Linked DNA regions of Homo sapiens: region 1 is linked to region 2. Evidence: chromatin loops called from intact Hi-C (ENCODE). Cell type or tissue: heart right ventricle. All regions are shown on one strand. Each heading gives the region's core, and the rest is flanking DNA. Links, peaks and the distances in the headings are about the cores only. Region 1 holds the start of LOC124901632 (a long non-coding RNA gene). Region 2 overlaps COBL (cordon-bleu WH2 repeat protein).

Region 1 (2,920 bases), core at 99-2,598, 430 kb before region 2:
TCATGACAGAGGCAGGTCCAGCAGGCACAGAAGGACATGTTGGAGGAATGGCTGCCCCCTTCGAGGTAATCTTCAGATGGGTGACATCATGGAGGAAGCCTGTGGTACATCTGGAGACACCATGACACCACATTAGGTTTACTGCAAGGCCAAGCATTTAGTCCTGTGCCCCTCCACCCTTCTCTTTAGAAGGTGCTGAACTTCAAGAGGATGTTGTAACCCACGACTGTATTTTACTTAGTATTAGAATTTATGCATTTTCCCTTGAGTCAGACATTGCTACAAAACTTGACCATAAAGAGAATTTCACTTGTCCTCTCAAACCTATGAGGAGAGCCAGCATTCTCTCTCTTCTCTCTGTAGCTTATTTGCCATCCAAATCATCTCACATTTAAAATCTTCCTTTTCTTCTGATATCTCACTGACCTCATCCATGATATCCAGGAGTATGAGCTGAAGTTTTTCCTAAATTGGAATTAACTTTGGGACTCTCACCTCTATCTAATCTATTCCTTGTACATTGTTTACAGCACTGAACTGTTTTTCTTGTAGATGGACTCAGGGGAGGGCCTCTGTGGCCTTCCATCCTCAGCTTTGCCGGATCCCAGCCCTATGGAGCTGAGCACAGAAAGGCAGGCTGTAGTGCCTGGAGCCTCAGTTTTTCACGTGACACAGGCACAGCACCATCTCCTCTCCAGGGCTAGTCACGCAGGCTCATGGGAACGCGGTCCTGCTGCCAATCCAGTGAGCGCCTACCACCGTTGCTGGGAACAATTTTTTTGTCTTTCTTCCTCTCCTAAGCTCCTGGACAGAGAGTCACATCTTGCTCACTCTTCCTCACTCTTGCTTGCTCTTGCTCACTCTGCACTGTCCACCTGTTCGTCTGTTCGATGAATGAACCCTAGGAAAGAGTTGCTTGCATCACTTCTACTATGCTTGAATTTTATACTCATCAAAAAAGGTGGGGGGGTAGCCTTCATTCAAACCTACAGCTTCTTCCACTCTCAGCCGAAACGTTTTGCTGGTGACTGTTCAAGTCTTCCATTCAACATTGCACCAAGATGTCCCTATCTGAATGGCTTCCCTCTACTGGAGTGTGCTTAGGGCATGCAAGTTTCCCTGAAGGGCATCCTAAAAGCCCTGGCACTAGTGTAACAAGGACACATTCATGAGAGCTGTGAAGGGCAGTACATTTAGAACAGATAAGGAAAAGGACTTTCTTCAGGCCAGAGGCCACTTGGGGGCACTCATTTTCCTGTGTAAGGACAATGACAGCAGCTGAAGGCTGCAGCCACTCATGGTCCCTGCAGCTGTGCAAAGTTGGGAGGGGTGGAACCATGAGTTCCAGACACACAGACAAGGCAGACCATCACAAACACAAACACGTGGGCAGCTGCAGGGCCACAGTGTCCACTCCTGCTGCTCCAACATCTCTGCGGCAGGACAGTCAGCTGGTGACACTGGCGAGAGAAGGCACTGGGACTGCTGGTGGTGACAGCCTTCTCTTGGGCTGATGCTCAGTGGCCTGAGGATTTACCGTGAGCGAGCCCAGAGTGTGTCTGCAGACTGGCGCCGAGGAGGCAAGGGCGTGGGAAGGCTCAACCTGGCCAGCGGCAGAGTACCAGGAAGTCTGCACGAACTCACTGCTGCTCACCTGAGGAACACGGGGTGGGGAGAAGGTGAGGAGTTCCGCGGCAGCGACAGAGGCTCTACATAGAGGCTTCAAAATCTGTCTCTAACCTAGCTTGCTGAGTGTCTGGGAGTTTTCTTAACTAGCTGTTCTGGGTCCTGTTGCATTCCACTCACTGTCCCCTCCTCTTGAGCCTCAGAGGCCTAAGCAGGAGGCGGAACCAGCAGGGGAAACTGCAGAGCATGCAGCCAGGAGAGGCAGGACAAAGGGCCATGCACTCAGAACCAAGGGGCCAGAACAGCCAACCAAAGAGGATGTGGGCTTGGAAACTTCACACACACACACACACACGCATGCACACACACACACATACAAACACATGCACATATGCATACAGATACACAAATGCACACACATATATGCCGTATACACCTACATATATGTAAACACGTACACATATACATGCAAACATGCACAAACACATACACACATGCACATATACACATGCTTCATACATACATATACATATACACATAAATATATATACACATAAATATATATACACATACATATAGGTCGAGTATTGCTAATTTAAAAATACAAAATCCAAAAAACTCTAAAATCTGACACTTTTTAAGTGCTGACATGATACTCAACGGAAACGCTCATTGGAGCATTTTGGATTTTCAGATTGGGATACTCAGCTAGTAAGTGTACTGCAAACATTTCAAAATCAGAAAAAAATCCGAACTCTGAAACAGTTCTGGTGCCAAGCATTTCAGATAAAGAATACTCAATCATTATACTCCTACACACACACACGCATAGACACATACATACATTAGTTTTCTATTATAAATATAATGTGTTCATTGTAGCAAATTTGGAAACTAAATAAGGAACAAAAAATAATAACTGATATTCCTTCAAGCAGAATGCCTACTCAAGAATGTAGAATGATAGACAAACTGGACAACATCATCAGGACAGCACCAGTCAATGGACATCTGCAGAGAGCAGAGGATCGACACAGTCTCAAATCATCTTCCTTCAAATTACTTCTTAATTACAAAAGGAAAATACATTTGACCCTTGGACAACACAGGTTTGAACCATTCGGGTCCAGTAATAAGCATAGTTTTTTCAACCAGATGCAGGTGGAAAATAGAGTCTTGGTGGTATTTGAAACCTGTGTATATGAAAGGCCAACTTTTTGTAAATTTGGGTTCCAAGGGCTGACTGCAGGACTGAGTATGAGCGGATTAGGGTACATGGAGGGGGTCCTGGAAC
Region 2 (2,920 bases), core at 118-2,617:
GGAGGGATATGGAAGTTAAGCAGGTGCTTGGGACCAGACTGGCAAGGTTCAAGTCCTGGCTTAAATATTAACTTGCTTTTGGTTGCAGACAAGTTTCTTATCATCTACGTGCTGTTTTCTTATTTGTAAAATGAGGATGATAACAACAGCAGTGACCTCATAGGGCTGTGGTATAGATTTAAGGGTTACTCCAGGAAAAGTGCATGGGAAGGGGGTGCCACTTTAGCCATCATCACTTCCTGCCCCGACCCCGCTGGCAGCGAATCTATGAAGACTAAGACCCCCACCCCTCCATGGGCTGTACCTTCCTGTAGTCCCACTGTGCAGTCTGCACTCAAGCAGAGGCCACCTCCTTCATGGCAAGGTGCCTCCTGGCTAATAAATAGCCAGATGGAGGCAGACATAAGTGCAAGGGCAGAGACGAAAGATGAGGTTTGAGTTTACTAACATGGTTGATTTGGATTTCTGCCCTATCTAACTATGGAAGACTATTCATTTAAACAACTAACTGGCCATATTCTCTTTAATCTTTAAATCTCTTCCAAGTCATAAATTAGGCACCAAACAAGAGGCCTGACAATAACTTCTGGGAGGCCAAAGTGGACAAGTTCAGAATCCTTGCAAAGCCTGCCAGTGACCGAAGCACCAGGCTCAGAGATATATTGTGTGTGGGGTGGCGTGGGGGTGGGGAAGCATACTGGCAGCAACAAGCTAATATAGCCACATACTGTCCTTGGCCTCATATCTTCACACACGTGCAGGCACACACACACAGTGTATACACATGGATGTATGAGTGCACGCACGTGTTATGTATATTTGCACACAAGTTACAAATGTATATAGATGTGCATGTATGCATGAATATATACAAACATGAATATGTACACCATGTGTAGGCATATATGTATGCATGTGTATATATACACAAATATTTTGTACACACTTGTGTATGTATGCATAGATGTTTAAGATACACAATGTGCACATGTATTGTGTGGGTATGCATACATGCACTGTATATACATCTATGCACATGTACATGAGTCTAGATATGCATGCACCATGGGTGCACATGCATGTATGCACATGTATGTGTGCATGTATACACATACACACACATCCCTTTTTAGAACCACTAGTCACACTGTAACAGAGGATGGGGAGTCAGCCATCTGAGCACAGACCCTTCTTAGCTGCATGATCTTAGGCAAGTTACTAGACTCTTCTTGACTCACTTTCCCCTCTTTGTAAATGAGAGAACTCAATCCTATAATTACAGTCACTAAATTGTTGTGTGACTAGCTGCAACATAATATTGGCATAAATGCAGCAAAGCCCCAATGTTAACTTCTTGTATGTTTCTTTCCATTCTCTTCAACTCTGTCTATCAATGGGATAATCAGGGTTCCCCCTGGTGGCTGAAATGTGCGGGTAAAGTCATCCAAGAATCTCTTGTCTCTTAAATAAGCAGCCCCTTCGACTGCTTGCTAACCTGGCAGAGACGGAGTGAGGGTCAGTGGGCAGCTGGCCACTGCAGTGGAGCCCAAGACAGATGCTGCCCTGGTGCCTGCCGCTGCCTAGCCCCAGCCTGGCAGCTGGGCTCCTGACTAGAGCCAGCAATCCTGGTCAGCGGTTCTCAAGCCAGGCTTGAGCGGCAGAGGCGGTGGGCTGACCTCCTCTCAGCTACTTTTGGTAAACATGGTTTAAAGAACACACTCATGCTTCTTTAGCAGAAGAAAATTAAGTGGAGAAATTACCTTTGTTTCCTCTTGAAAACTTGGATAGGGGAGAAATAGTTCCAAAGGTTGTATGTGCACTCACATCCCCACATTTTCACTTCACAAAGGATGCATTCAGATGACTATTAAAATGCTGCGACCAGCTTTCTTTCTCCTCAGATCAAATACTCGCTTTATCATTAGGGTCATCAATTTTAACACTTAATGTTCTCCTTTTAAACAATTTCCCAATTAGCTAGAATGAAGTTTTACTTCTCAATTAATTTAGGATTTGTTATTAAAACCTATATTTTGCTAACTTTCCCATTCGATGTACAGTACTGTCATAAAGTAATATATATAGTTGTGTGCATGTCTTATGTACATATACACATATACATACACATACGCAGATTAAAAATGATGACTAAGGGATGCAAGGAAACTTGAGGGTGATGGATGTTTATTACTCGATGGTGAGTGATGGTTTCATGGTGTATACAAGAGTCGAAACTGATTATATTATATACTTTCTTTGTACATATGCAGTTTTTTGTGTGTCAATTACACTCCTATAAAGCTGTGAAATATAAAAAATAGCATAAAACCCAGAAATCCCCATCAATGTTCTTCCTACACTTCACTTTGCAATATTAAATGGAGACTTGTAGTTTTCCTACTAGAAGCTAAACGTCTCAATTTATAACCATTTACTATTATTTTATATTTATTGAACTTAAGTAACTCACTCTTCACATCTAAGGTTTCTGCTATGGAGCCTGAAGACTCCAAATGTAGGCCACTTGTGCAGTGAGTGACAGTTCCAGCTCATCAAAACGTTGCCCTCGGCCTGATCGCACCCAATCCTCACTAATATGACAATGACAATGTAAAGGGGCAGAATGGAGCCAGCAGACATGAAAGGTAATTTGCCTTCTGGGGCATTCCCTGCACAGCTCTGCCAATACACCACTGTGGGTGCAGATTCGGGGTTTGCCCATATGAGAGACCAGGTAGGAGAGAGAAATGATTGAGAGAGAAGGGCCAAGCGAAGGGCGCAGGGATGAGGCAGAAACAGGCCAGAGATACAAATATGCTTACTTCCACCACCAACTACACTTCTCTTGTTGGAACAGCAACTCTGTAAGTTTGTGCTGCATCTGCCTCTCTGGTCCTCTCAGGCTCCTGACTATAGGACA

What was found. A loop is a pair of places that touch in the nucleus more often than their neighbours do. Peaks named below come from ENCODE experiments on the same cell type or tissue, not always from the same donor. Only the 100,000 strongest peaks of a DNase experiment are listed, where the experiment ranks them.
Region 1: it touches region 2 in a loop (2.1-fold over the local background); 5 of 110 quality-filtered maps call a loop at or near these places.

Annotation. Positions count from the first base shown.
Region 1 is chr7:50,640,317-50,643,236 of GRCh38, forward strand. All of the region lies in intron 7 of GRB10 (growth factor receptor bound protein 10), which reads right to left. It overlaps LOC124901632 (a long non-coding RNA gene), which reads left to right and starts at 1,441. Exons shown (of 2, transcript XR_007060323.1): 1 at 1,441-1,679; 2 at 2,565-2,920. In heart right ventricle, for the core only: a CTCF peak has its summit at 1,236 (motif pointing right); DNase peaks (open chromatin) are centred at 125, 675, 1,325 and 1,875; H3K27ac peaks cover 1,794 bases.
Region 2 is chr7:51,066,445-51,069,364 of GRCh38, forward strand. All of the region lies in intron 7 of COBL (cordon-bleu WH2 repeat protein), which reads right to left. Among named protein-coding and RNA genes, the nearest start is that of COBL, 250 kb to the right of the region's middle. In heart right ventricle, for the core only: CTCF peaks have their summits at 1,422 (motif pointing left) and 1,638; a DNase peak (open chromatin) is centred at 1,447; H3K27ac peaks cover 473 bases.